2 separate regions of the Homo sapiens genome follow, and region 2 is linked to region 1. A link is a loop called in an ENCODE intact Hi-C map of the cell type or tissue named here. Cell type or tissue: GM12878. All regions are shown on one strand. Each heading gives the region's core, and the rest is flanking DNA. Links, peaks and the distances in the headings are about the cores only.

Region 1 (16,407 bases), core at 2,912-10,911:
GACACCATATTCTGTCCAAATTAGCACATAAAATTAACCGTCACAATCCCTATCTTCATAATTCTTTCTTACCTCATTGTAATCTCTCAAAAGATATTCCGCTCCCTTGTTAATGCTAACCCATCCACACGAGCTCTTGATCTCCCCTGCTTCTGTCTCTTCCAAAAATTTTTCACAATGATTTATTTTTTTCTGTTGTGTTATGAATCACTTCATTCTCACTCATCTCTCCCTCCAGGTAAACTTATTCTAGGCTGCCCTTATTTTAAATAACATTTCCTCATTGTATTAAACTCTCTAGCTACTACACTTTGGTCTGCTTAACTTCATTAGCAAATATCTTTTTAAAAATTTATTTATTATTTTAATTGTCTTTTTCTATGATCTGAAGCAATTCATAATCATAGGGATTGTCTGAACCTTACAGGTTTCCTAGAATTCTTCACATTGGACATGAGACTTTTAAAACTAGATCTTTGACTGCCTATTTAATTTATTCTATTATGGCCTATTTATTTAGGCTTCTGTTTTGTTTTGCTTGTGTATGAGAGTAAATTTATGTTTTACAAATATATCTGAAATTCTGTTAACTCTAGGGTAAGATACAAAGTAATCAAGCTCATTTACACATTCAGATGGTTACAGCTTTAATGAAGCTCTTATTTAACAATTAATTTTGACACCAAAATATAATAAAAACATATGGAATCTGCTATTCTTCTAGCTTGTCACAGATATTAACGAAAATCTGGCTTGTGTTGAGACAGGAAAACATTTTTGTCAATTAAAAAAAAAAATTGTTCACTTCCATTTTAATCTTTTAAATGGTTATTTCTTTCTGTAGTGTTTCTATTCTTACTGCATCCTTTATTTCTAAGTAGTTTTTATTTCTTTTTATTTTCATTTCCTCTGTTTCATGCTGAGAGCTTATTTCTTGTCTTTTACCCATATCAATACATAAGCTTTTGCTATTTTGTTTCTTGCATTCTTTTTTTTCTACCTTAAAGTTATCTGTTTATACTTGTGTTTTCTTTTTCATTTCTCAGAGTTGATTTATTTAACTCTTCTCTATTCAACTTTGGCAATATGTATTTTTCTAAAAATTAGACATGTAAAATTTATTGACTGATTTTTAAAAATCATCAATTTTATCTATTTTATTAAGTTATTGGCACAATGACAAACAGAGCAGTATCATTTTTAACAGTTCCTTTTGCTGTATAATTTTGGTCATTTTTAAGTCTTAATGTGGTTGATATCTTCTCTTTTTTAAATTTTTCAGCCTTGCCTACTTTTATAGTTTTTTTTCAATATCTTTTCAAAACACTAGTTTGGGTTTTATTGATGAAATTAACTAGAGTAAGTTTTTATACACAATTTATAATCACGATTTATATTTTTTATTAATTCCTTCGGTCCTGTTTGTTTAATTTTTTTTTTGGTTTTCTGTTCTTTTCTAATTGGGGGCTTAATTATTGTTTAAAAATTCATAGATGCCTGATAAATATCTAGGAGTACACCTTTTCCTTTGGGAACTATTTCAAATTCACCCTATTAGCAGTGATACCTGCTACTATCATCCTTCTTTATTTTCCAATAGTTGGCATTTTATTTCCTCTTAATCTCAACAGCTTTTTAGAGAGAGATTTTTAAATGTCCAAGAAATTTTTAAAAATATATTCTTTCATTATTAAGTTGAATTTTACTGCATCGTTTTTAGAGATCACATTTCACTGGTACAGTTTTCACTATTTTGCAAGTATCTTTGGCACATTGTTCTGGATAAACTTCTTATAAACAATATCACAGGATTTTTTTTTCTAAATTAAGCCTGAAAGAATTTAACTCATACATATTATTATTAATATGTTTGGGCTTATTTGTACCATCTATTTTATATTTTCTACATAGTATTCTTTTTATTGTTCTAATTTGTTTTCTTCTCTTTTGTCATGCAGATAGCATTTTTTCACTTCATTTACATTTCTCTGGTGCAAGTATCATTGGTAAACATTTTCTGTAAAGGGCCTGATAGTAAATACTTTTGTGGATCATACAGTCTCTGTCACAACTACTCAACTTGGTTAGAACACGAAAGCAGCCATAGACAATACACAAATGAATGAACATGGCTGTGCTCCAGTAAAACTTCAATAAAAAAAAAAATTAGGCATTTGGCCTAAGGGCTTGTTTCAGTGGGTCCTGGCTACCATAACAGTACCATAGACTAGGTGGCTTAAACAACAAACATGTCTCTCTCTCTCACAGTTCTGGAGGCTGGAAGTCCGAAATCAGGGTGCCAGCACAGTCAAGTTCTTGGTGAAGGTCCTCTTCTTGGTTACGCTCTTGCACAGCATAATTAGCACAATAATATGCAGAGCAGTATCACATTTTTAACAGTTCCTTTAGCTGTATAACTTTGGTTTTTTCTCATTCCTAATGTGGTTGATTTGTCTCCTCTCTCTTTAAATTTTACAGCCTTGCTTACTTTTGTAGTTTTTTTTCACGATCTTTTCAAAACACTAGTTTGTGGGGGTGGGGGGGGGCGGGGGTTATCGATAAAGTTAACTAGAGTCATTTTCTTGGTGCATGCACAGAGAGAGATCTTGTGTCTCCTCCTCTTTTTACAGGGGCATTAACGCCATCATGATGCTCCACCCTCATGATCTCATCTAACCCTAATCACCTCTCAAAAGTACCTCCAAATACCATCACAATGGGGATTAGGGTTTCAACATATGAATTTGGAGGGGACACAAACATTCAACCCATAACACGACTATTGTTTCCTGCCCCTGCTCTAGTGTTTTGTGTTGTAAGAACTATTTTAAAGCCGTCTAGTGGAGGGCCTCCCTTCAATTTTCCTTATTGCATCTTTCTGGAAATTCTATTAGGTCATATCTCTTAATCCATTTCTCACATTTACATCTCCTTATTACACTTACTCCTGAAGCTTTTTCTTTTTGTTAATGGCAGTAGTACATGGACACAATAACAAATCAAATAGTAAAGGAAAAGCGACACCCTCCCATCTTATCACTCAGTTCCTACCTACAGGCCCTAACTGCTCTTTGTGCCTTTTTAAAAAATTTTTTTCTGGTCATAATGCCAAGTAATATGTTTATACCTCTATTCCTTATCTCCCTGATATGAAAGATAGTGATTTAGTTGAATTATGTTACCTTCCTCTATGTTACTATGTTCTTGCCTCTCTTCCCCAAATTTGATATCTGTAACATAGCTTTAGCTCTACTAATAGTTATCTTAATCCAATCAACTTTGGCAGGATTTTTAAAAATAGATTTTACTTTTTGGAGCTGTTTTAGGTTCTCAGCAAAAGCAAAACTGAGCATAAGGTACAGAGATTTCTTATATCGCCACTTCAATAGAGTATTTTTTTAATTCCACAGTTTGTAAGAAGGAATATTAATAATCAATTATAATAGTGATCCTAAAACCAAAGACAAAGGGATTATTGTCTTATACTACACTAATTGTTTAAAATTGTGCCTTATTTTCTTTTTAATATTCAGATCATGGCTTTCTTATTCACCTTTCTTTCTTCTCTCTTTTTGCTTCTGTTTTAGTCTGTTTCAACTACTATAATAAAATATGAAGTGGGTGGCTTATAAACAACAGAAAATGATTTCTCACAGTTCTGGAGGCTAGGAAGTCCAAGATCAAGTTATCAGCAAATTCAGTATCTGGCAAGGCCTCTTGGTTCACAGACAGCTATAGTCTTGCTGTGTCCACAGCAGAAGGAAAAGGTTGCTCTCTGAGCCTCTTTTATAAGGGCACTAATCCCAATCTTGAGGGCTCTGCTCTCATGAGCTAGCCCCTCCCACGAATACCTTACACTGGGAGTTAGAATTTAGCAAACATTCAGTCTAAAACACATCTTATCTCCTTATTACATGATGCTCTTTTTTATATACTTTTTTCATCATACCACCTATTCTCGAGTTCCCTGTCATTTTCCTGAAGATGTCTCTCCTGGAAATCTATCTATCCATCCTCTGTTCCTCTCTGCATTGGTTGCTCTTCAGGCCTGTTCTGCAGTTGTTTTCCAAATATCTCTCTTCACTGCCCTCCTGGGCCGAGGCTTCTGTTTGCTGAATTGCATGCTGTCTTCTTCTTGGTCAGTTTGCCCCTAATTTTATTGGTTACATCCTCAAGGGCAATTACATTTTTAACTTCTAAAAGTCTTTTATGCTCTCTAATTGTTCTTTTTCCTAACAACCTTTTATTGACTTTTCTTTACAATATCCCCATGAGAATATTTTTTAAGTTCTCAGTCCTTCCATTTTCTCTACTGCTTCTGTAGTTTGTGTACTTGTTCCTATTGGTCCTCCTTTCATTTAGTTGCTTTTCTTCAAATATTTGATGATCTTTTGTTGTTCATTCTTATCTATGAGTGAGAAGCTTAATTGGTTACCTAGTAATCAATTGGTATGGGTTTTCTCTCCCATGAATGGCAGAGTAGACTGCAGGGCTTATGTAACTGGGTGCAACCTATTTATTAGAAGGCTTCACTTCAGGGCACCTGGGCATGGAGCAGGCAGGCTAGCTGGAGTTCCCAGTTGCTAAAATAAGAAGGGATTTTCTGGCCTGGCACAGTGGCTCACGCCTGTAATCCCAGCACTTTGGGAGATGAAGGTGGGAGGATCACTGAGGTCAGGAGTTCAAGACCAGCCTGGCCAACATGGCAAAACCCTGTCTCTACTAGAAATTCAAAAATTAGCTGGGTGTGGTGGCGTGCACCTGTAATCCCACCTACTCAGGAGGCTGAGGTAGGAGAATTGCTTGAACCTGGGGGGCGGAAGTTGCAGTAAGCCAAGTTCGCACCACTACACTCAAGCCTGGGAGATAGAGCGAGACTCCATCTCAAAAAAAAAAAAAAAAAAAAAGAAGGAATTTTCTGCGACGGTGGCTATCCTCCCTCCTGGACAGGGCTTTTTTATTCCTTTAGTTTGACTGCATTTCTCTCTCAGACAGCTGTACCCTCCTTAGAATTCTATCCTAGCTGGTGTATAAGTTTTCTTTGGCCTGTATCTTGAGGATTTTAGCTTTAGGTTAGTGATGCTTTTGCAATTCAGTTGCTGGGGCTCCTATCCTAATTAAATTATTAATTATATTTTTATTGCCCAGTGCTCTGCTCAGTTCCTGGTATTTCTTCACTTTATTTTTAGAATTTCAGTGGATTTTGTCTTATTGTCTCAGTGGTTTCCTCATGTACATAATGTATTTTGGGTTTCCTCAACTCTTGTCAATCCAAGCCCATTGATTTTTTCTTTCTTTGGGTGCACCTCACAATTTCTGGTTTGCCGATAGTGACTTTTCCTGCTTGCTAGTGCCGATATGGCTATACATGACAAACAGTCTGTAAATGTAAGGGATTTGGGTCGGTATTTACATAGACATCACATTCATTACCCTGGTTTATTTATTCTTATAGAGGTCGTTTAAGCTAGTCATTTGGTGGGATAGTTTTAATTTCTTGCTTCAAGCCACAGTGTTATTGCCCTGCAATAGTTTTATGTGAGCAAGTGGTTCGTACTTACTGGGCAATCATACTTTCCAGAAATTTTAAGTGTCTGAACCCTTATATTTGCACATGGCTATTGCTCTATGTATAGTTGTATTTTTTGTGTGTAATTAATAAGCCACCAGCCCATGATGCTAAATTCTAAGAGCAAAGATGTCTTTAAAATGAAACTGAATGCTTTAGCTTTCCTTTGTAGCACTTTGTATCATCATAGACTCCTGAATTGTTTCTTCAACATGATAGCCTTCAACCAAATAAACATGTGACACCTACTGACTACATTTATTTTTCCACTTTGGAAAGACCCGTCGTGGTAGAAGGGGATGTTAATAGACTTGCCCAGTGGAGCTTATTAAGTTAGTTCTTAAAAGAGGAACTGAATGGAATGGTAATAACACAGATTCTCAATAGCTCAATGGCCCTCCCCAGCAGAGAAAAGGCTGACCTCATTTCTGGATTACTCTCTGACATAAATTTCTCAGTCACAGGATATTTCAGAGAATTTTACATGAAACTCAGGAAAACCACATTCCACCCACATTTGGTCTTGACAGAGACTCATGTTGTGACATATATACTTTTCTATTATGTATACTAGAAAAGAAAAATCTCAGAATGGAAATTTGGGAACTTGCTGGGCTTACCAAAACTGAAAATATAACTGTGGCTGGGTTCTTGTAGAACTGAGTGATAAAGAAATTGTCTTTTATAAGTTTCAGAAAAGAGATGGTATTTTTATGTGGGTAACCTTTGAGAACCAGCAAATCACTAACATGGAAGATACCCAAATTCCCCATCTTAAGAATATAGTAGAAGTGTAATTTTAAGATTAAAATGCAAGTCCACACATATGTAGCTAAGAACACAAGCCCTCTAAGATGAGCCAAGAAAAAAAAATTACTGATGTTTGACTCAGTTAGCTATTCTTTCTGACAGGAGATTAAAGCCGCCTGTGAGATTTCTTTGACTCGTGATTCATTTAATTCGTTTAGACATTGCCAGCAGAGCAAGCTACGACAAAGCAGATCCATCTTAACAAGCTCACTCCTGGCTGTTCTAATAAAGAAAAATAATTGAATTGCTGATTTTGATTTTTCAAAATGCACTCAGCATTTGAGTATTTGGCTTCACACTCCAAATAAACATAGAAATATTTATTACATCATCTTCCCCAGAGTGAATGGGAAAAAAAGCACACACACAGAATTAGCTCCAGGTAGCCTTTAAACTAGTGTAGCACTGAAGTATGTTTGCTGTGTTTAGTTTATTATAATTGAATTTTTAACTTAAAATCTTACTGTCTTATTTGGAAGAAGCACCAGTTCAAAGCACATAGGTCTACGTTGATAAATGAATAACGCTGATGTTAAGCACATTTATTATGAATGTTATTTCTCAAGATGCACCTGCTGCAGCGGAGAAGAATCAGTCCTGGTCAAAGTGAGCAGTAGGTAGAGCTGAAGCAATAAGCTGGTGGTCAGACATATTTATTCAACCTGAGCACTGTTTTTAAAAAAAATGCATAAACATTTGAAAATCAGGAGACTCCACATAAAAATTCAGACATGCGGTTCCCTTGCAAATTTACAGGAATTAGCAACAGGAAAGCTCATTTCCAATCCTCAGGTGCTAAGTAGCAGTAGATTCCTCCATTGCTTGCAGTGTGCGCACATGCACTTCACCAAGCTGGCCTCATTTGTATTTCCTGCCTGATCTGTAACACAGGTTTGGGACCACTGATAAAGACAGTAAAGCATAAAACTTAGAATTAAAAGACCTCTATACTCATTCCACTGTTAGCACCAAGGCAATGCTCATTTGGATGTAGCTAGCATCTAGACAGCTAGATCTTATCCAAATATACTGATGATGGGCTGTGTATCATCATTAAGAGGCAGCTTTACCACAGCTATGTCCAATGCACAGCAAACTTGCTCAATTAATTACAACAAAGTGGATGGTCTCTGTATCTTGACTAGGATGGGAGGGGAGAGGGTTATAATTAAAGTCGTATCTAGAACCTGGAACTTTAGATATTATCTAATTTAAACTTCACAATAAGGTCATGAGGATGGTGTTTTATAGATAGAAAAGCAAAGTTAAGGAAAATAAGATGACTTGATGTTAAACAATTACTAAGTGGTAGGGCAGCTATTCAAAGCCAACTCTGTGTGACTAAAAAAAATAAAATCTACATTTTATCAATTTTATAACATCTCTTTGGAGACATATCCCCTCTCAATAAAATGAGAATGTTAATCCTTTGACTCTCAGAGGTATGCACTATATTAATTTTTATGTTTGTGATTCTATGGGGGGATATTAGCTCATATTACCAATATTTCAGCTTTAAAATATAGAAAACTTTAAACAGAACCCTTTTATACAACCTCCCAGTGAGCAGTTATCCTCCCTTATATGAGTTTGGCAGCAGCTATAATAGAGAGTCAAATTAGCAGTGGCTCAAACACATTAGAAATGTATTTCTTGGAGTTTCATACTTTCTGTGACTCCCACGTGCTTGCACATTAATAAATTTGCATGCCTTTGTCCTATTAAAAAATGTATTTCTCCTCACATAATAGTCTGAGATTAAGCATTTCACAGCCAGTATTATGAGTTCCAAGTGGTTAGGACTCAAGTTCTTTTTAATCTTCTTCCACTGCCCTAGAGTGATGTTCTCATCCCATGTACAAGATGGCTTGCTACCACATTGCACACATTATTTTCACTCATATCTCATTAACAATAATGTAATGAAATAACCACACCTACATATGAAAGAGTCTGGGGAATGTAGTTATTGTCTAAGGCACCCTGTGCCTCGCTAAAATTTTATTATCATGGAAGGAGGAGGAAACCAGTACTGTGAGACAGTGATCCATCTCAGGCAGATCCTTTAAAACTTACACATAAAGTACAACCATACCATACTTCTCCCTTCTGATGTAGATGCCTGTCTGTACTAGTAACCACTTGACTTTTTCTTCTTTCTATTTTTGTGTCACTGTCAAAGTCCTGAGCCTTTAAAAAGTCCTCCTATTTTCTGTGAGTAAAATTAGGAGATGATGAAAGTATGATTTCATGAATCACATGATTTATTGCCACACCAAGATAATTTTTTTCTTAGGTTGGCAATGCTTAAAGAGGGAGAGAATAGCAAGAACAAATGTCGAGGAAATATGCTTGATAAACGTGGTACATTAACCACATAGTGAGTGAGTTCCAAAATTGTTAAAGTTTAGTTGATCGATTATGATGGAGGCAGACCTCTGTGGAAAGTAAAGTCTAATGGAAGTTTGAGGTGTACCTTTATGCAAGTGGTTCTTGAGAGAGGCTGGCTTCACCAACTAGATGGAGGAAGACCACCAAGGTTGGTGAAGACACATAAGTTCCCTCCATGCTAGAGGACAGTGCTGGTGTTGGATGGTGAGGTTTCAGAGATTAGCTCAAAGGCTAACAGGTGTGGCCCTGTCATAGACTGAGCTCTCAGTCTTCAGACAAGTGGCTAACAAGAGTATAGCCCTGTAGTAGACTGAACTCTTCAAGTGTCTGTCAAACTCTTGGGCTTATATGTATTTTGAAGTCCAATCGTTGAGGTCAATAGCTCGTATATGGGGTCTCATAAGGTGTGACATCTCAGTCTTGAGGAGAGGGAGAATTCACTCCAAGTTCTTGTCATAGAAAAATATATGTCACCCAAGTTGCAAACTATGAATCATTTCACAGCTACCTAATACCTCCCTAGGTTAGGTCTTATGTCCACACTTGATCACATCAGATTTCTTCCTGTTCCATTTGTCAGTGTTTCCCTCTCCCAACTCTGTATATTTTGTGGTGGTGTTCTCATTTGGAAATTACTAGCCCTCTATATGTCAACAAGTGTCAATCTTCCTCCAGGTTAACTTTAAAATACAAATTTGTAATACATCTTTGTGGAGGTAGGATGATTTTCTTAGGTGGGGATTTCTTTTCATATTCAATAGCGTACTATTTTGACTGGAAAGGGCAAAACAGTATATGATTACATTTCTTTGGTAGTATCAGGTATATAGATATGCACTTAACAAGTAGCAATCAGCTATAGTCGTGATTCTCATGTTTTGTAGAGCCATTGAGTATCTATTAGACAGAAACAACTGCAATAGTCATCATCAACAATTAATAATCCATAAATTGATCTATAGATTTAATGCAATCCTAATTAACACCTTATCAAGCTTTTTATTGACGTTGACAAGCTGATTATAAAATTCAAATGAAAATGCCAAGGACACGTAAAAGCCAAGACAAACTAAAAAATATTGGAGAACAACTAATACCTAATTTCAAGTCTTATTAAGATACAGTGACTCAGACAATATAGTATTAGCATTAAATAGATGACTGAAACATAACAGGGAATCCAGAAATAGACTCATACATTTATAGACAACTGTTTTTCAACAAAGGTGTAAAGGAATTGAGTGGAGAAAGGATAGTCTTTTCAGTAAATGTAATGAAAGAATTGAAATACATATGCAAAAAATGAACACTGATCTACATCTCACATCATATACAAAAATTGACTTGAAATATAGACTTAAATGATCAAAAGCATGATCCATGAAGCCACAAATTGATAAACCGGACTTCATGAAAATTTAAAACTTCTGCTCTTCAAAAAACACTGTTAAGAGAATAAAGAAACAAGGCACAGACTGAGAGAAAAATATTTGCAAATGATATATCTAGTTAAAGCACTTATATCCAGAAAGTATAAAGAAATCTTGAAACCCAATAATGAGAAAATGGGTAAGTCAAAAGGCTGGTGTGTTGAGGGTTGGGGGGATGCCGGGAGAAAGGCAAGCAAAAGATTTGAACATATTCTTCACCAAAGAAGGTGGTAAATAGGCTCATGAAAAAATGCCCAACACCATTAGTCATTAGGGAAATGCAAATTAAAACCACAATATGACATCATTATGAACCTATCAGAATGGTTAGTATTTAAAAGTCTGACAATACCAGATATTAGTGAGGATGTGGAACAACTGCTGGTAGGAATATAAAATAGCATACTTTGGAAATTGTTGTGTAGTTTCATTTAAAGTTAAGCATACGATTGCCATATGATCCAGTCATTCTATACCTGGGTATCTTTTCCAAAAGAAATGAAATCATATATCACTTGTACATTAAGGTTCATAGCAGCTTTATTTGTAAGAGCCCCAAACTGCAAACAACTCAAATGTCCATCAAGAGATGAGTGAATAAACAAATTGTGCATATCCATACAATGGAAAACTATCTGCAACAAAATGAGATGAGCTATTTATTGATATATGCAACAACTGATGAATTTCAAAGTAATTATGCTGAGTGAAAGAAGTCAGACAAAGAGTACATACTATATAAGTCTATTTATATAAAACTCTAGAAAATGCAAACTAATGCAGAGTGACAAAAATTAGGTCAGTTCTTGCCTGGGGTGGAATTAAAGAGAGGGGCTCATCACAAAGGGGCTGCAGGAAGAAATATTTTGGAGTGGTAGAACTCTTCTGTATCTTGATTGCTGTGGGGGTGGTTACATATTCTGCTTGTCAAAGCTCACAAAACTATATTGCCTCTAGGATAGTATAGCTTAAAATTACCTTTCAATAAATGAATTGATAGGCTCTTGGTATATACCAGAAATAAAATTGATTTTTAATAAAGAAAATGGAATCTAAAATATCCATTAATTTTCCTCATTGTTTTCCTCCATGCTGGGCTATAAGATAACACAAAGTGTAACTGTAGTTAAAAAAATTATTCATTGTTTATTTAAAATTCAAATGTAACTGAATGCCCTAGTTATTGTTTTTGCTAAATCTGGCAACCCCAATATATCTATATCTATATCTATATCTATATCTATATCTATATCCTATCTATCTGTCATTCTGACTGTCTGGTATAAGTGCCATGTCTATTTTTAAGCAATTTAACTTTGTGAAGAATCTTCCAAGATAAACTGTGTGCAAACTGTTTTCCCAGGTAATAAAACACAATGATCAGTGATTTAAAGTTATCTGATATAAATCAATCAAGTGCTGGAGGCCAACTACCAAAAATGATTATTTTTGTTTAAAGTAATTAAAGCATTACCATTGGCAATAATAGGCTGTCAGACCAGTTTTCTCTGAGGCCACTGATAGTTCAAGAAAATAAAACATCATTAGCATATATTGCAAAGCAGTTTATACAAAAGTGGGATAAAATCACTAAGCCACAGGGTAAAAAAGGAAGACATTTGAACAAAAACATTTCCCTGTTTTACTCTGCTAAAATTAATGTCTTGTAAACTAAGATAAGATTCTAGGAAATGATTGCTGCTACCCACCTTTCTACTAACAACTCCAGGATACATGTCTATTTTGAGCCAAACAGCAGTTTAAACCAATGCAGGGCTAGGTGTTAACATGGCCTTGGGTTCTGGGGGTACCCAGGGGAGAAACTGAGGTGAGGGCTTCCCCTGGGTCTGGGCAAGAGCCTGAGACCCACATCAGATTACCCAGGAAGAGGATCAGAAAACAAGATTTGGAAAAAGCTTGCCCCTCAGGGATCCACTTACCATGGAAAGAAGGTAGTGTAAGACACATATTAAAGTCACTGGCTCCCTACCCCTAAAAAAGCCAAGAAATTTGCTGAGTAGTTATGCTAAGTCCTGTGATTCCTGAGGCTAGAGGAAAAGTTTGGGAACCTGGAGGCTTCTTCTGGTAGCTAGAGACTAGCAACTTGCCTGCCATTGCATTGCCAGCCTGTGTGGTGGAGTGCCACCATCCATCACTCACCACACTGCCAGGAGCTTAGGTGCTTCATTAGCTACCCCAGAACATGTTAATGCTGTAAAAACCCTGCTAAGGGCTGGGCACAGTGGCTCACACCTGTAATCCCAGCACTCTGGGAGGTCGAGGTGGGTGGATTGCTTGAGGCCAGGAGTTCGAGACCAGTCTAGACACAGTGAAATCCTGTCTGTACTAAAAATACAAAAATTAGCCAGGCATGTTAGTGCACACCTGTAATCCCAGCTACTTGGGAGGCTGAGGCAGGAGAATCACTTGGACCTGGGAGGCGGAGGTTGCAGTGAGCTGAGATTGTGCCACTGCACTCCAGCCTGGGTGACAGAGCAAGACTCTGTCTGAGACAACAACACCTACAAAAACCCTGCTAAGGGCCCACAGCCCAGAGAGACAAAGATCACTCTGGACAAATACAACATTCCTGGTGAAAGAGAACTGCTGTAAGAGAAACATAAGGGAAAAGTGTTCAAGAAGATGCAGGTGATATACACATGCACACACACACATATTTTCTGGTGCTAAAACAAGCCATAGTTTCCCTATGAAACAACTTAGCACATGAATTGAAGGTGAGGATTGTCATCCCAGAGGTTAAAAAAAAAATGGCCTGAAAGACTATGGAAGAAATAGCTCAAAGGACACTCATGTGAAATCAGGATAGAAATCATGAGAGGACAGAGAAGAAGACTTGGGGACAGATTTAGTAGACATAACATGTAATAGAAATAGAAAGAAATAAATTATAAAACTGATAATATAAGAAAATTTCTGGGAGCTAAAGACCCAAGTCTACAGACTAAAAGAAATTGCAGAGAAATAGGCAGGGTTAATGAGGAAAGAACACACACTTAGGCATATCCAGGGAAATTTGTGAAGCCCTGGAATAAAATAAAGTTGTACAAATTTCCAGCCAGTAAAAGCAAATTATCTACATGAAAAATGACAGTACAGGAAAAGAAAATAATAATTCATGGAATTAATTAAACAAATATAATGGAAAAGTAGAGTTGAATATTTACATTAAGAAGGGAAGACATGGCCGAGTGCGGTGGCTAACGCCTGTAATCCTAACACTTTGGGAGGCCAAGGAAGGTGGGTCACCTGAGGTCAGGCGTTCGAGACCAGCCTGGCCAACATGGTGAAACCCTGTCTCTACTAAAAATACAAAATTAGCTGGGTGTGGGGGTGCATGCCTGTAATCCCAGCTACTTGGGAGGCTGAGGCAAGAGAATCACTTGAACCTGGGAAGGTGGAGATTGCAGTGAGCCGAGATAGCTCCATTGCACTCTAGCCTGGGCAACAAGAGCAAAACTCTGTCTCAAAAAAAAAAAAAAAAAAAAGAAGGGAAGACATAGCACAAATTGTAAGTTGATCGAATCAGCAGAAATGAGAAAAATGAAACAGAAGAAACATTTAAAAAAAAAGACATAAAGTAAAATAGAAAACATAAAAGTAAGTATATCAATCATAACATTAAAGAAAAATGGGCTAGTTTCTTCCATTAAATGTCAGAGATTGTCAAATTTGTTAAAATATAAAACCTAACTGCAAACAACTTAGAACAAAGTGGTTTAAAAAAAAAAGATTAAAACTCAAGAGATAGGAGGTCATACTTCCTGTTTGTTGGAGAAAGGAGAGGAAGGAAAGCATGAGGAGCCACTGTGGCCACCAGCGCAGCTCTGTGGAGCCCTACAGAGTGCTGCAGAGCCCAGAGGAACCTGGAGACCACACCACCCACCTGTCCTGCTACTCACCACCACCACACATCCTCGGACCTGTTCTCACCATGTGTTAAAGCATGGGGGTTACTGTGAGGTTCTAGGCGTGCAGACCTGCCTACCCCAGCATATTAAAAAGGCATATCAGGAAACTGGCACTGAATTGCCACCCAGATAATCCTGAAAATAAGGAAGTAGCACGGAGTAGTGAGGTGTGTGAGGTGTTACCAGATGCTAGAAAAAAAGACACATCTATGACAAATATGGCAAAGAAGGATTAAATGGTAGTGGAGAAGATGGAAGTCATTTTGACAGTCTGAGTTTGGCTTAACATTCCGTCTTCAGGGAAGTTTTTGGTGGAAGGGACCCATTTCCATCTGACTTCTTTGAAGGCCCATTTGGGGGCATTTTTGCAGGGAATGGGGAGGAATTGAAGAGATTCCTAAAGAAACAGAAGCCGAGGGATGGGGCCATTTTTCTCTGCCTTCAGTGTACTCCCATCTTTTGGAATTGGGCTTTGTTCTTTTGGAACAGGGTTTATTTCATTTGGGTCACTAGGTCATGGAGGCATTATTTCCAAGTCATTTGATAGTAATGAGATGGGCAACTTCAAATCTATATCAACTCCTATTAAAATAGCTAATGGCAGAAAAATTACTAGGAAGAGGTTAAGAGACAGTAGAAGTTGAAGAAGATGGCCAGTTAAAGTCCTTAACAATAAATGGTAAAGAGCATCATCCACACTTGGATAACACGTACTTCAATGCATCTATAGAATGGAAATGTTAAACTCTAATAAGCACCATTTGAGGATTAGCAGTAACATATTTTGAAGATGTTGAATGAAGTTGATTTTCAGTATATTGTACCTAATCTGAAGCATTTATAAATAACTCATCAGAACTACTATTTGTCATAGACTTTTGAGTTTATTGTTGGGACCACATAATAGGACCAATTTGCTTTTATCTTTAAAAGTGTTGTAAATCTCTGTATGCACTTTGCTTTAATATTAAACCTACTCCAAGGTGAACAGTGACTCTCTAGAAATTGCTGAACAAGATTGTACACTAACACCAGCATGGATCTGTTTGTCCATTGTGTCTGAAATGTAAACCAAGTAGTTTCAGCCTGCTATGAAGTTAACATTGCCAGGATGAGCCTTTTATAGAAATAATTTCAATTTTTTCAGTATCTCACAGTGATAGATATGAATGCATTAATGGTAATACATTTCTGGCTTAGTATAAATTAAGGGTGTTTTCTAGTTGTGCATAAATGCTGACAACTTAGCAAGTTTTGACAATTGTTTAAATATGTAATGTTAAGCTTGGATTTAAAAAGTAAAGCTGGTAAACTGGGTCTTTGTGATTTTATTAAAAAATATATAAATGCACATGTGTTTGGTGAAAAAAGACATAAAAATAAGCAAATGCAAAGGAAATGAAAGCAAGAGTGATGGTATACTGTCAGACAAGGTTGATTTATGGTTAAAGGCACTTACAAATAAAGAAGGACATTATGCAATTATTAAAGTTTCAGAGCGGTGGAGCCAAGATGACTGAATAGGAACAGCTCCAGTCTATAGCTCCCAGCGTGAGCGATGCAGAAGACAGGTGATTTCTGCATTTCCAACTGAGGTACCGGGTTCATCTCACTGGGGAGTGCCAGACAGTGGGTGCAGGACAGTGGGTGCAGCACACTGAGCGTGAGCCGAAGCAGAGTGAGGCATTGCCTCACCCGGGAAGCACAAGGGGTCAGGGAGTTCCCTTTCCTAGTCAAAGAAAGGGGTGACAGAGGGCACCTGGAAAATCCGGTCACTCCCACCCTAATACTCACTTTTCCAACGGGCTTAACAAATGGCACACAAGGAGATTATATCCCGCACCTGGCTCAGAGGGTCCTATGCCCGCAGAGCCTCACTCATTGCTAGCACAGCAGTCTGAGATCAAACTGTAAGGCAGCAGCGAGGCTGGTGGAGGGGCGCCTGCCATTGCTGAGGCTTGAGTAGGTAAACAAAGCCACTGGGAAGCTCAAACTGGGTGGAACCCACCACAGCTCAAGGAGGCCTGCCTGCCTTTGTAGGCTCCACCTCTGGGGGCAGGGCACAGACAAACAAAAGGCAGCAGTAACCGCTGCAGACTTAAATGTCCCTGTCTGACACCTTTGAAGAGAGTAGTGGTTCTCCCAGCATGCAGCTTGAGATCTGAGAACAGGCAGACTGCCTCCTCAATTGGGTCCCTGAACCCCGAGTAGCCTAACAAGGAGGCACCCCCCAGTAGGGGCAGACTGACACCTCACATGGCCGGGTACTCCTCTG
Region 2 (16,407 bases), core at 4,403-12,402, 86 kb after region 1:
AGCAGAAAAACTGGAAACTCTAAAAATCAGAGTGCCTCTCCTCCTCCAAAGGAACGCAGCTCCTCACCAGCAATGGAACAAAGCTGGACAGAGAATGACTTTGACGACTTGAGAGGAGAAGGCTTCAGAAGATCAAAATACTCCGAGCTAAAGGAGAAAGTTTGAACCAATGGCAAAGAAGTTAAAAACCTTGAAAAAAAATTAGATGAATGGATAACTAGAATAACTAATGCAGAGAAGTCCTTAAAGGACCGGATGGAGCTGAAAACCATGGGACGAGAACTACGTAATGAATGCACAAGCCTCAGTAACTGATGCGATTTACATCAGTTACTTTCTTCCAGAAAGGGTATCAGTGATAGAAGACAAAATGAATGAAATGAAGTGAGCAGAGAAGTTTAGAGAAAAAAGAATAAAAAGAAACAAACAAAGCCTCCAAGAAATATGGGACTATGTGAAAAGACCAAATCTACATCTGACTGGTGTACCTGAAAGTGATGGGGAGAATGGAACCAAGTTGGAAAACACTCTGCAGGATATTATCCAGGAGAACTTCCCCAATCTAGCAAGGCAAGCCAACATTCAAATTCAGGAAATACAGAGAATGCCACAAAGATACTCCTCAAGAAGAGCAACTCCAAGACACATAATAGTCAGATTCACCAAAGTTGAAATGAAGGAAAAAATGTTAAGGGCAGCCAGAGAGAAAGGTCGGGTTACCCACAAAGGGAAGCCCATCAGACTAACAGCAGATCTCTCGGCAGAAACTCTACAAGCCAGAAGAGAGTGGGGGCCAATATTCAACATTCTTCAAGAAAAGAATTTTCAACCCAGAATTTCATATCCAGCCAAACTAAGCTTCATAAGTGAAGGAGAAATAAAATCCTTTACAAACAAGCAAATGCTGAGAGATTTGGTCACCACGAGGCCTGCCCTAAAAGAGCTCCTGAAGGAAGCACTAAACATGGAAAGGAACAACTGGTACCAGCCACTGCAAAACCATGCCAAATTGTAAAGACCATCGAGGCTAGGAAGAAACTGCATCAACCAACAAGCAAAATAACCAGCTAAAATCATAATGGCAGGATCAATTCACACATAACAATATTAACCTTAAATGTAAATGGGCTAAATTCTCCAATTAAAAGACACAGACTGGCAAATTGGATAGAGTCAAGACCCATCAGTGTGTTGTATTCAGGAAACCCATCTCACGTGCGGAGACACACATAGGCTCAAAATATAGGGATGGAGGAAGATCTACCAAGCAAATGGAAAACAAAAAAAGGCAGGGGTTGCAATCCTAGTCTCTGATAAAACAGCCTTTAAACCAACAAAGATCAAAAGAGACAAAGAAGGCCATTACATAATGGTAAAGGGATCAATTCAACAAGAAGAGCTAACTATCCTAAATATATGTTCACCCAATACAGGACCACCCAGATTCATAAATCAAGTCCTTAGTGACCTACAAAGAGACTTAGACTCCCACACAATAATAATGGGAGACTTTAACATCCCACTGTCAACATTAGACACATCAGTGAGACAGAAAGTTAACAAGGATATCCAGGAATTGAACTCAGCTCTGCACCAAGTGGACCTAATAGAGATCTACAGAACTCTCCACGCCAAATCAACAGAATATACATTCTTCTCAGCACCACACCACACCTATTCCAAAATTGACCACATAGTTGGAAGTAAAGCACTCCTCAGCAAATGTAAAAGAACAGAAATTATAACAAACTATCTCTCAGACCACAGTGCAATCAAACTAGAACTCAGCATTAAGAAACTCACTCAAAACCGCTCAACTACATGGAAACTGAACAACCTGCTCCTGAATGACTACTGGGTACATAATGAAATGAAGGCAGAAATAAAGATGTTCTTTGAAACCAATGAGAACAAAGACACAACATACCAGAATCTCTGGGACACATTCAAAGCAGTGTGTAGAGGGAAATTTATAGCACTAAATACCCACAAGAGAAAGCAGGAAAGATCTAAAATTGACACCTTAACATCACAATTAAAAGAACTAGAGAAGCAAGAGCAAACACATTCAAAAGCTAGCACAAGGCAAGAAATAACTAAGATCAGAGCAGAACTGAAGGAAATAGAGACACAAAAAACCCTTCAAAAAATCAATGAATCCAGGAGCTGGTTTTTTGAAAAGATCAACAAAATTGATAGACCGCTAGCAAGACTAATAAAGAAGAAAAGAGAGAAGAATCAAATAGATGCAATAAAAAATGACAAAAGGGATATCACCAACGATCCCACAGAAATACAAACTACCATCAGAGAATACTATAAACACCTCTACACAAATAAACTAGAAAATCTAGAAGAAATGGATAAATTCCTCGACACTTACACCCTCCCAAGACTAAACCAGGAAGAAGTTGAATCTCTGAATAGACCAATAACAGGCTCTGAAATTGAAGCAATAATTAATAGCTTAGAAACCAATAAAAGTCCAGAACCAGATGGATCCACTGCCGAATTCTACCAGAGGTACAAGGAGAAGCTGGTACCATTCCTTCTGAAACTATTCCAATCAATAGAAAAAGAGGGAATCCTCCCTAACTCATTTTATGAGGCGAGCATCATCCTGATACCAAAGCCTGGCAGAGACACAACAAAAAAAGAGAATTTTAGACAAATATCCTTGATGAACGTTGATGCAAAAATCGTCAATAAAATACTGGCAAACCGAATCCAGCAGCACATCAAAAAGTTTATCCACCATGATCAAATGGGCTTCATCCCTGGGATGCAAAGCTGGTTCAACATACGCAAATCAGTAAACGTAATCCAGCATATAAACAGAACCAAAGACAAAAACCACATGATTATCTCAATAGATGCAGAAAAGGCCTTTGACAAAATTCAACAACCCTTCATGCTAAAAACTCTCAATAAATTAGGTATTGATGGGACATATCTCAAAATAATAAGAGCTATCTATGACAAATCCACAGCCAATATCATACTGAATGGACAAAAATTGGAAGCATTCCCTTTGAGAACTGGCACAAGACAGGGATGCCCTCTCTCACCACTCCTATTCAACATGGTGTTGGAAGTTCTGGCCAGGGCAATCAGGCAGGAGAAGGAAATAAAGGGCATTCAATTAAGAAAAGAGGAAGTCAAATTGTCCCTGTTTGCAGATGACATGATTGTATATCTAGAAAACCCCATCATCTCAGCCCAAAATCTCCTCAAGCTGATAAGCAACTTCAGCAAAGTCTCAAGATACAAAATCAATGTGCAAAAATCACAAGCATTCTTATACACCAATAACAGACAAACATAGAGCCAAATCATTAGTGAACTCCCATTCACAATTGCTTCAAAGAGAATAAAATACCTAGGAATCCAACTTACAAGGGACATGAAGGACCTCTTCAAGGAGAACTACAAACCACTACTCAATGAAATAAAAGAAGATACAAACAAATGGATGAACATTCCATGATCATGGGTAGGAAGAATCAATATCGTGAAAATGGCCATACTGCCCAAGGTAATTTATAGATTCAATGCCATCCCCATCAAGCTACCATTGACTTTCTTTGCAGAATTAGAAAAAACTACTTTAAATTTCATATGGAACCAAAAAAGAGCCCGAATAGCCAAAAAAATCCTAAGCAAAAAGAACAAAGCTGGAGGCATCACGCTACTAGACTTCAAACTATGCTACAAGGCCACAGTAACCAAAACAGCATGGTACCGGTACCAAAACAGATATATAGACCAATGGAACAGAATAGAGGCCTCAGAAACAACACCACACATCTACAACCATCTGATCTTTGACAAACCAGACAAAAATAAGCAATAGGGAAAGGATTCCCTATTTAATAAATGGTGGTGGGAAAACTGGCTAGCCATATGCAGAAAACTGAAACTGGACGCCTTCCTTACACCTTATTAAATAATTAACTCAAGATGGATTAAAGACTTAAATGTAAGACCTAAAACTATAAAAAACCCTAGAAGAAAACCTAGGCAATACCATTCAGGACATAGGCATGGGCAAAGACTTCATGACTAAAACACAAAAAGCAGTGGCAACAAAAGCCAAAATTGACAAATGGGATCTAATTAAACTAAAGACCTTCTGCATACCAAAAGAAACTATCAGCAGAGTGAACAGGCAACCTACAGAATGGGAGAAAATTTTTGCAATCTACTCATCTGACAAAGGGCTAATATCCAGAATCTACAAGGAATTTAAACAAATTTACAAGAAAAAAAACAACCGCATCAAAAAGTGGGTGAAGGATATGAACAGACACTTCTCAAAAGAAGACATTTGTGTGGCCAACAAACATATGAAAAAAAGCTCATCATCACTGGTCATTAGAGAAATGCAAATCAAAACCACAATGAGATACCATCTCACACCAGTTAGAATGGCAATCATGAAAAAGTCAAGAAACAACAGATACTGGCAAGGCTGTGGAGAAATAGGAATGCTTTTACACTGTTGGTGGGAGTGTAAATTAGTTCAACCACTGTGGAAGAAAGACAGTGTGACAATTCCTCAATGATCTAGAACTAGAAATAGCATTTGACAGAGCAATCCCATTACTGGGTATGTAACCAAAGGATTATAAATCATCCTACTATAAAGACACATGCACACGTATGCTTATTGTGGCACTATTCACAATAGCAAAGACTTGGAACCAACTCAAATGCCCATCAATTATAGACTGGATAAAGAAAATGTGGTACATATACACCATGGGATACTGTGCAGCCATAAAAAAGGATGAGGTCACGTCCTTTGCAGGGACATAGATGAAGCTGGAAACCATCATTCTCAGCAAACTAACACAGGAACAGAAAACCAAACACCACATGTTCTCACTCATAAGTGGGAGTTGAACAATGAGAACACATGGACACAGGGAGGGGAACATCACACACCGGGGTCTGTTGGGGGGTCGGGGGATAGGGGAGGGATAGCAATAGGAGAAATTCCTAATGTAGATGATGGGTTGATGGGTCCAGCAAACCACCATGGCACGTGTATACCTACATAACAAACCTGTATGTTCTGCACATGTATCCCAGAACTTAAAGTATAATAAAAAAAAAGTAAGCTTTTTATATATAATGCAGAATGAAGAATAAGTAAAGTTTTCAAGTTAAAGTAAATTAAAAATTAAAAAGGTATCAATATTTAACTCAACTTTAAAACAATGTGCAGAGTAGCTTCAAATATAATTTACATGCTTAAATAAATTATAATATATCAAATTACAGATGCAAATGGTTAATATATAGAATTACACAATAATGATAACAATAGGATCAATTTTAAAAAACATTCAAATCATATTTTTCAGCAAAAGTAAAACTATTAATAACATTAATTTCTTAAAAATTATTTTTAGCAAACTTTTGACCTTTACTCAGTATGAGAACATCTTTTAACTTATTTAGCTGCTAGATATCCTTTCAGATATTGTTGGCATTTTTTCCTTTTTAACATTTGACAAAATGAATGATGAATTGATTAATTTTGTCAAATTAAATAATGCAATATAAAATATTTTAGTTTAATTCTGAAAGCCCAGTGCGCACACAAAAGCATGAGGATCAAATATAAACAACATCCACAAGGTGGCCAATAGCAGCCCATAGCGATGCTTGGGCCATCTCTTGCAATATGACTTTAAGATGGAATAATCATGCATTAGAAAGTTCTTTAATCACAGCCATCTATTCCACATAGTTTTGTAACACTGATCTTCCATACATTTTGCATATTTTCCAATTATTCAATTTCTATACTGCTAATGTGATGCCCCAAAACAACAGCAAAACCCAGTAATAGAAATTAAATACTAAGGAATAAGGTTTCATTATTTAGGGTTGAGTTATAGGGCTACAAATCATTGTAATAGCTAAGTTTTTTTTTTTTTTTTTTTTTTTTTTGCCGTCCATGAACCAATTTTAGCCCTGTTGGGGGCAGTATCACCCCTGTTGAGAGGTCATGGTCTAAATAAAGTATCATTTGTCACTCCTGTTTCTAAAATAACCTCCTGGTAGGCCTCAATACCTCCTTTCTTCCCCTCTGCTCTGTTCTGCACAATGCTATCACATGATTTCTCAAAACATAAATCTGATCACCCCACCTCCTTCAATGATTTCAGTGCTTTCAGAATGAAGCCACAATGCCCAACGCTACCTACAAATCATGCATAACTTGGTCCTAACTCTGGTTTCACCTCATACAACATTCTCCAACCTTCTCTGCACTTCACCAGCACTAGGCTACATTTCATTGAACCAATTCATGCCACAGGGACTTCATACATGCTGCTCTTCTGCCTGGAAGCCCCTTCTCTGCCTTTTTTGTTTAGTTAAAGGCTACTTCTTCAGACTGTTGCTTAATCATTCCTTCCTCAAGGAATCCTCTACTATTATCTTCAATTTCATCAAATCTGCCTTTAATAAACTGTGATACAGGAATACCTTCCCTTCAATAACACTCATCACAGTTGTAATTTCATATTTATTGTGCTATAAGTGTTATAGTTGCTATACTTTATAGTTTTTTTTTCCCATCAGTATCTCCCCTGTATCTAGCACAAGTCTGATACATGGTAGATGCACAATGAATTTATTAAATGAATGCATAATTGATGAATTAATTGTGTTTTAATGAACTTGAGTAATTCAAAGAGGTAAAGAGTGAATGACATCCATACCATAATAGTCAGCAAAGCCTTGATGAGGCAAAAGTAAAACTATTACAAGTATAAACTATAATAACAAGTAATATGACTGTATACCTTGATTCTTCTACTAAATTATATTCCACGAATCTTATTTTAAAGTCCAATTAAATAAATTGTGTGGGTTGCCATATTGTCACCTTAGAATGCCATCATATGTAGTGAATACTAAGACTGTTCTAAATATAACTACTTTTCGATACTTCAGATCACATCCTAAAAACTTGTAGTGCCTTAGGGACATCATTGTGAACCACAATTATCATAGCACAACTCAGCAGTCACAGACAACAAAGGCTTGCTTTCAGGATCTGTCAAAAATGCTGCACCAGCATTTTGCACTTCAGCCTTCTGCTGTGCTCTGGGCTGAAGACAGTACCCTGGCATACACCAAGTAGGCAAAATTAGCTCTCACAAGCCTTATCCATGGGAAATGGGTAAGGCAACCACTAACCTCCATCCACAGAAAATGGCCTTCATGCCATTTATGGTACAAGTGTTTAGCGTTGTTCCTGCTGAGGACAGCAATAATGTAGTGAAACATATAACAGGGTTTAGTCAGAAATTTGGGACTTAATCCTGCCTCCATTATTAACCAGTTGGATGATCTTGGAAAATGCATTTGACCTCTTTATACCTCAGTAGAAAGTTAGAATAAATCAGTAGTTGAAACATTTTCACTACTAAGCTCTCCTGTTAATAACTTTTAACCATAAATCTTGTACTTCAAAATATTATATTTAGAAAAATTCACTTACTGAGCAGTAAATTTTGTTTTGTTAAAAATTCTGACGAATATCTAAGGGGGTTAGGAATGGTGGCAAACAAAAAAGGGGAGCTGTGGGAGGCAGAAGGCAGGGTACATGAATGGGCGGGAAGGAGATGTCAGGGAATTAGTGTCCTGTTTTTATAGAACAAAGACTGAGCACGTTAGGGAAACAAACTCCAGCAAGAGTAGGACTTTCTCTAGGTATTTTGAAATATTAAAAATAGTTTACAACACCCATTACTACCTTTGTAATTACCCAAAGATCTGGGGCTGGACACTATAGCACAAGATGATCCCTGAAGTGCCTAGGAAAAGTGTGCTTCAAAGTGAATTTCTATTAAAAGAGTTTTGAGTCACCGACTTCTGTAATCAACTTAGGGAAATTTGGGGGGGGGGCAGGCAAAGGGGAGTTATCTCTTGTAAATATAAGTTACATGTTAAAAAAAAAAGTCATACAATTCAAAGGAAAATATTTCTGTCCTGCAAATACACATTCAAAATATTAATTGTATAAATATGTCCTATCATTGATTTAAATTCATTTACATTATGCATTCCCAGTGAGTACACTATTACACTCAATTGGGCAAAAATTATTTCTTGGGGGATGCTCAAAAAAATCTTAATATTGCAATGGTATATGGGCCGCCAAAGCTCAACCCTACCTGGTAAAATCTCATTTCTTAATTCTAGTTAATTCCTCTCTTTGGGTTTTGGATTTGAGAGAGGTATCCCATGAGCAGCATGGACACTGAATTCACCAAAGGTACACAAGATACATGCCAGATCAATGCTACAAAACTATGCACATAGATAGCTGTGAATCAAGGACTTTCTCTTGTTTGATGGCTGAATCTCAGACTCCTATTTCAAGAAGTGGCCTGCTCATGGCTATGGGTTGCTGTTGGCCTGTGGATGTTGTTTATATTTGTTCCTCATGCTTTTGTGAGTTGGGCTTTGAGAATTAAACAAGAATAGTTTACATTTTATTATTTATGCTGAAAAAAATCATGTGATCCATTATTAATTATGTCAAGTGCTAAAAAAACTGAATAAAAACTAGCAATTACATTAAATTATATTCTCATATCAAGCATAAGCCTAAAGTTAACTGAATAAGAATAGTTTTTAAGAAATCAATTTAATATTTTTATTTCAGCTGGAAAAATAATACTTTGGAGTGATTTTTCAAAACTTTGATTACATTTCTATCATTCTTATGTATTTATATAAATTTCTAGGATTTGACCCCTCTTTTGAATTTAGTTCCTTTAGAATTTTTTGTATTTAACAGCTGTCATTTTAAAAATTATTTTCTTAGTTTGTCCAATTTTTTTCCAGTTAAAAGTGAGAGTGACTGTCATAACTTTCTACATTCTAACTGGAGCAGAATGCTACTTATTTTAATTTTGCCATATTGATAGAGGAGAAAAATTAACAGGATACAGGGATTCTATACATTTGAGAAAGAAGAAGGGGTAGATCAGTATCCAAGGTGAAGATTAATTCTCCAGGCTAAAGACACTGACACACTAGGCACTTTATTCTGAAGGGGGTCTCTATATAGGGAAAAGCAGCAAATTGATTTCTTACAAATGGGCCCAAACACTAGGGATGATGCTGATTCTCAAATTGTGGGGCTTAAGCTCTTTAAACTCTTCTTATGTAAAGTCAGTTGATCCATGCCTTTGAACTAAAATTTCTTTTAGTTTCCTTTTAGGGTCAAAAGCAGATGTGAAACCTCATTCAATACTTTTCTCTTTGGTCCAGAAAGAGATGTTAGCCAGAATGCTAGATGAGATCAAAGATCTAGGGAGAAGCTCTAGTTTCTAATGTCCATGTATAGCCACCCTTTGTGGGTCACAGTTTGTAGAGGCCTGAAGCTAGGCAGAGTATGTATCTTTCTGAAGTTGCATATTCTGATAAGTAATGGTTTTCCATAGCTAATCATCCCAAAGAGGAAACCCTGTCATCAAGGCTGCTAAATGAGCAAATTAAGGAACTTTGTGCTAGAGAATGAGTTTTTGGCTGGGCACAGTGGCTCATGCCTCTAATTCCAACATTTTGGGAGACCCAAGCAGAAGGATCACTTGAGCCTGGAAGTTCAAGAACAGCCTGGGCAACATAGCAAGACCCTGTCTCTATCTTAAAAAAAAGTTACTGAAAAGAGAATGAATCTTTCTACTTCATTGCAGTATATTAGGTATTTGGTTAGCACATAACTTAGCTACATCCAGACCTGATGGAAAGGACTAACTATTTCCTGGAGGTGTGTTAGACTTTGAGCTGAACACTGTAACTGGAAGATGTGGATGGGTTTCTGCTTTGGACAGAAGGTGAGTATGTTCTATGTGTCAAAAAAACAGTATGAATATTTGGGTGGCCAAAGTGGAGGGCATTGTGGCTGAAGCTGCTAATGTATTATTTTTCGAATGCTGTCATAACAAATTGCCATAAACTTAGTGACTTAAACCAGTGGTCCCCAACTGTTTAGGCATCAGGGATTGGTTTTGTGGAAGACAATCTTTTCACGGACTCAAGGGTGGGATGGGAGATGGTTTCAAGATGAAACTGTTCCACCTCAGATCATCAGGCATTAGATTCTCATAAGGAGCATGCAACCTAGATCCCTCACATATGCAGTTCACAATAGGGCTTATGCTCCTATGAGAATCTAATGTCATCACTCATCTGACAGGAGGTGGAGCTCAGGCAGTAATGCCCACCTGCCACTCAGCTCCTGCTGTGCAGCCCAGTTCCTAACAGATAACAGATGAATGAACAGATAACAGGCCATGGACCCATGGCCCGAGGATTGGGGACTCCTGGCTTAAACAACAAAAATTTATTATCTTTCAGTTTTATAGACTAGAAGTTTGACATGGACCTCACTGGGCTAAGATTAGGTGTTAGCTGGGCTGAGTTACTTTCTGGAGATCCTAGGAGAAAATCTATATCCTTGCATTTTCCAGTTTCTAAAGGGCAACTACATTCCTTGGCTAATGGTTCCCTTTCTTCCTCCTCAAAGCCAGCAGTGGTGAGTTGAGTCCTTTTCACATGGAATCTCTGACCCTCATCTTAGCTCCCTTCTTACCATAGCTTGGAAAAAATTATCTGCTTTTAAGAATGTATGTGATTAGATTGGGCCTACAGGGATAATCCTGGATAATCTGCCTGTCTAAAGGTCCTTGCCTTAATCACATATGCAAAATCCTTTTTCCTATGAAAGGTAATATATTTACAGAAACATTCTAGTATTAGGATGTTTTGGGGGAAAATTATTCTACCTACCACAGCTAATTACACTTCAATACTAATGTTCTTCTTCGTCACAAGTATTACTAAAAACTGGGAATATCACTATAAATATCCATGTCATTTACTAAAAACTGGGAATATCATTGCCCAGAATAAAGACCATGTTTCTCCACTTCCTTTGATGTGACTAAATTCTATGATGGGATGTAAATGGAAGTGATATGTGCAGCTTCCGGAAGTTGCCTTAAAGAGGGAGGGCATTTATCATTTATCCTTCCTGCTGGCCAAAATGAACATATGAGGAATGAAGGTGGATAAGACATCTTCAGCCAAGATACAGAAGGTGCGTAATGAAGGTGAAAGAGTAATGAGACAGAAAAGTGTGTCTCAGTTAGTTGTGGAACCACTGTATCAACCCTGTGTTTTTAATGTGAGGGAAAATATTAACTCTATTTTCCTACCCACTGTTACTTGGGAGTTTTCATACTTACAGCCAAAGCTAATCCTATCAAATACAGCGTGTAATAAAGTTGCCAATCCAGTGTACAGAAAATGAGATAAATGGATGAGGAATGAGAAAACAGGATTTGAGATTTCTCCAGACTTTGGCCAGTTAAAGAAGGAGAAGCTATGGGTATGGCCATCCTCCCTACCCTCCCACCCCCACAGATTCAAGAAGAAGGTGTAACTGCAGGACACAAGAGAACTATAGGGCTCAAATACATCAGCCTTCTCCATTATGGGAGTCTCTCATCAAAGTTCTCTGCAAACTTTGGAAGAGTCAAGTTTTAATTTTAAACCTTATCAGTTTTCACTAGGAAAAGAAAAAGGATCCCCAAATCTCTGTGGCTTCAAAACAGCGAAGGCTTATTTCTCGTTCACTCTACATGTCCATCTTGGGTCAGTTGGGAGCTCTGCTCATTTTAATAATTCAAACGCCCAGGTGGAGAGAAGCACATCTTTGCATGTGCTTCCTTGCTCATGGCAGCAAAAAAAGGGGGCAGTATGGTGAATCATGCACTGGTTCTCAATGATGGTGCTCACCATAGCAACACTATTCACAATGGCCAAGAGGTAGAAGCAATCCAAATGTCCACTGATGGATGAACAGATAAATAAAATATGGTATATTCATACAATGGAATATTACCCAGCCTCAAAAAACAGAGGAAATTCTGTCACATACTACCACATGAATGGACTTTAAGGACATTATGCTAAGTGAAAGAAGCGAGTCAATAAAAAGACAAATACTGTATGATTTAACTTATGTGAGAGACATAGAGTAGTAAAATGCATAGACACAGAAAGTAGAATGGTGGTTACCAACGGCTGGAGGAGGTGGAAAAGGGAAGTTGTTTGATGGGTATAGAGTTTTAAGTTTTGCAAGATGAAAAGGTTTTGGAGATTGGCTTCACAACAATGGGAATTTACTTAACACTACTGAACTATATACTAAAAATGGCTAAGATGGTCAATTTTATGTTATGTGTTTTTTTGCTGCAATAAAAAAAAATGATACTCAGAAAAGACACACATCACTTCTGTTCACATTTAATTAGCCAAAGCAAGTTACATAGTTATGCCTACCTTTAAAAGATGGGGAGGGGAAGTGCAATCCTGTCATGAGGCAGTAAAGCAGAAATATTTGGTGAATAGTACTAATGATAATTGCAGTCTTCACTTCAGGGCATGAAGTATTTCCTTCATCTTTCTTCCCATGTACAAAATGCATTCATTCACTTTCCTCTGAGGGAAGAAAACTCAAAAGTCTCAGTGATGGCATCAATTTCAAAACCCAGGATCCCTGGATGACGCATGGTAGTCTTTATGTCAGGGGATAATGTGAAGGAGCCTGTAAAATAGGTCTGTGTATATCTCCTTTTGATCCAGAGACCTGGCCCTCCCACCTCCCACTCACACATTATCCAGTAGTAGAACAGAGTCAAGATACCTTCAACAAATACTCACATTAAAAAGCAGAAGAATGGGAAACATATGGCAGTCATTGGCCTGTCATTAGCAGTCATTGGCCTTTCAATATTAGACTAGGCAGATGTTTTAAACCTCCTACCCAGAGGATTGGAAATGTTCCTTGAATAGGCTGGATTTCCTGAAAGGAGCTCCCCTGTCCACTGATCTCCGTGATTCTCGGATTCTCCCTTTGGGAAAGTCCTCTTTCAGCCTTCTCTGAATAGGCACCCTGCTTCCTGCCTATAAATGGTGCAGAGTCCAAGAGCCATGTTAAGTCTCAAATTGCAACAATCACATTTAATCCAGGTTAGAGCCTTTGTTTAGCAGTAAAACTCTTACAAAATTAACCTTGGTTGTCTTCTGACTTACTCCCATGTTTCTTTCTAGATTTACTTCTTTGCCATATTTCTGTGTTTTCTTGCCCCAGCAGTTCTGTTTTCCCTGCCTCTCCCTTTTCTCCCTCTGTCCCCTCTCCCCTAATTATAGGTTCCTTGAGCCTAGCAGTGACAGCTACGCCTTTTCCCATGAGCCAATTTAAGTCATTCTGGGCCATTTGGTCTAACTGAAGGAATTACTGGGCACCATACCCTAATTCATGACCAGTGATCTGATCCTTGCCACAAAGCTGAGTTTTAATGTGCTTTTGTTGCTCAAAGGATCGATTTTACCTTTCATTTTTTAGACTGAGAAGCAGTTGCCTTTTCCAACCTTATAAGTTCTTGACTTTGTAGACTCTCTAAATCTCTTTCATCTACCCTTACAAACTGACCAAGTCTTCTCTGAATATATCTTTTTCTTACAATGTCTTATTAAATACAATTAATAATAGGCAATAAACAGTAATGATAATCTGTTTTCAACCTCTTCCCCAAAGTTAGATATGCCTTTTGCCTCCAAATTACTGTAGGGAATAGTCTTACCAAACTTTTCCCCACTAGAAAAATAATTTCCATTCTTCCAGGCTTCAGTAATAGTTTGCTTGATTCCTTCTGACCAGCTCTTAAGCCAATGCCACTTATTTTAGGGTTTGTTTTATTATTAAAGCAGCACCTTTCTCTTAGGATCTAAGTTCTATATCATTTCAGGATAAGATAGATAATCCTGTGGAAACAAATTTCCCTCAAATCTCAGCAGCTTAAATAAAAGGTTCATTTTTAGCTTTGACAGCTCTATGTCCATTGGAGGGGGGGATCTTCAAAGGGTTCTGTTCTGTTCACTGTGATCACTGAAAGAAACACATGGGCAATCTCCATATCAATATCTGTTTCCATAATCAGCTCCAGTGAGAGTGTGTCTCTTTTTTGTTTTTGTTGTTGTTGTTCTTTGTTTTTTGTTTTGCTTTGTTTTGTTTCGTTTTGTTTCGTTTTTTGAGACAGGGTCAGGCTCTGTCACCCAAGTTGGAGTGCAATGGCACAATCTCATCTCACTGCAACCTCCACAACCTCTCTGGCTCAAGCAATTCTCCCACCTCAGCCTCCTGAGTAGCTGGGACTATAGGCACATGCCACCATGCCAGGTTAATATTTGTGCGTTTTTTATTTTTGGTAGAGATAGGGTTTCACCATGTTGCCCAGGTTGGTCTCGAATTCCTGGGATCAAGCAATCCACCTGCCTTGGCCTCCCAAAGTGCTGGGATTACAAGCATGAGCCATTGAGCCCAGCCAAGTATGTCTCTGAAAGCTGGAAATATTTGGTAAGCAACACTAAAGGAAGCTCCATAGTTCTGGATTCAGTTGTAGAGAACAGAACCCACTCTACCTAATTTAAGGAGAAAAGGTTTCAAAGATTCAATAGACTATGGGATAGCTCAGAAGACTAAAGAGATAGACTGCAGGTTGAACTCTCAGAAAAGTCTCCCAAAGTCACACTCAGAACAAGGTCGTCAAAGGAGCTGTGTCTCTTTTGCAAGCAGGAATCCACTAGTATCGGGACTCTATAAGAATAAAAACACTTTCTCAATCATAAAGCCCCTGTCTCTGCCAGTTTCAGACCACACCTCACCGCTACAGTCTATGCCTACAGAGTGAATGCAGGGAGACATGCCTCTCTGAATCCACAATGCTGGTGCCTGGGATCTTTGCTGATGTTGTTTTAGGAAAAAAAGCAGCAGACACAGCAGATGTAGCAAAAGTGTGGCCTCTTCCTAACCTCCACTGTCTATACCTCATGCTTCTAATTAGGCAAATGCAAATTACATCAGAACCCCAGCTGTAGTGTGGACTCCAGCATCTAGAGTGTAGGGAGTCACACTAAAACTGAGATGGAGTTGAGCAACAATCCAGCATTTGCATCGGTAAAACACAGCAATAGGCCATATTATGGAGCACCCCGTTCTATAGCAACAATAAAATACTTCTTTTAATCATGTTTATCCCTGCCTACTTTAAAGTAATTTTAAGAGGTTTATGCTAAGTGTTCATAATCAGGCCCTTAGGGATTCAGGAAAAGTTAAAAATTTTCTGTGTTCTCTTTTATCATTTTAGGGGGAGTATAATATACATGCTTCAAATGAAATATGTTAAGCATCATCCTTCAGGGATATGCACATTCCCATAGTTTGGTGGTTTAACATCTTCAATTTTCACACCAGTTCCATGAAACAGTGTATCAGTTAGGGATAGTATTCAGCTGCACATCACAGACATCCACCTAAAGTGCCTTGATCAAACATGGTGTTTATTTTCCAAACATTAACAGTAGACTACAGCTGGACAATCTGGGGCCACTGCAGAGACCTCAAGTCCTGCCTTTCTGCTCTTTCATCATGAACTGTGGCCCTTCTCTCTTTGGACATAGATGGCTGTTCTACTTCCAGACATTGTTAGCAACTTCCAGGATGGAAGGAGAGGAAGAACAAAGGCACAAGGCAGCTAGCTACCCGGCTAGGTTTGTCCTGTTATTTGGTGTTGCTTACACAATCACCTTATGACTGTGTGTTCATGTATTTCATTAGCCCCAGAGGTGTCACATAGCAACCTCTATCTGCCAGGGAGCTGGAGGAACTAAAGATTGCTTTGTTATGTTTTGTTTTGTTTTGACCAGGCCTATTGCCAAAATCAGAATTCTGTTAGTAGGAAGAAAGCTAGTGTGAATATTGGGCAGGTAACTAGTGGTATCTGCCTTGAATAGACATTCTTTTTCTCATTTTATAATAAGGAAACCAGGGTTCAAAGAGGTTAAGTAATGTGATGGTAGCTCAATAGCTTGAGATTTGAATTCATGCCTATGACTGCAAATTCCAAACTTTTTGATAAACATTTATTTTTAAAATGGTTAAAACAATTTTTTTGACATGTTAAGAGGTAAATTGGATTATTTAGGAGAAAAAAAAAGAAAAAAACAACCCATTTGCTTAAGATTACAGACAGCAGAAGTGGGAGTGGGAATGAGAAGGTAGAAAAGGATGAGAGTTTTTTTGTGGGAGTAGCACAATTCTGTGTTTTAAAAACAACAAAAGCCTTATGCAGATAAGCAGCCTTGAAGATTATGGCACATTTGCAGGCTAGTTTTCCACTGCTGGGCAAAACTTTATTGCCTTGTGGCTAGAATTCATTCTGACCTGGTGGCTAGAATTCATTCTGACCTGGCCAAACTCATTTTATCGGCTAACTCTTTCTTAGTGCTTGAGAATTACAAGAGTTA

Evidence for each region. Hi-C counts contacts between places; a loop is a spot of excess contacts. Peaks named below come from ENCODE experiments on the same cell type or tissue, not always from the same donor. Only the 100,000 strongest peaks of a DNase experiment are listed, where the experiment ranks them.
Region 2: it touches region 1 in a loop (4-fold over the local background); 2 of 110 quality-filtered maps call a loop at or near these places.

Annotation. Positions count from the first base shown.
Region 1 is chr6:79,325,000-79,341,406 of GRCh38, reverse strand. It overlaps the pseudogene LOC112267976. Among named protein-coding and RNA genes, the nearest start is that of LCAL1, 20 kb to the right of the region's middle. RefSeq lists an enhancer at 6,057-6,106. In GM12878, for the core only: no CTCF peak of the experiment used is centred there; a DNase peak (open chromatin) is centred at 5,976; H3K4me3 peaks cover 354 bases; H3K27ac peaks cover 1,625 bases.
Region 2 is chr6:79,240,010-79,256,416 of GRCh38, reverse strand. No RefSeq gene overlaps it. Among named protein-coding and RNA genes, the nearest start is that of HMGN3, 14 kb to the right of the region's middle. In GM12878, for the core only: a CTCF peak has its summit at 5,998; DNase peaks (open chromatin) are centred at 6,126 and 9,286; H3K27ac peaks cover 232 bases.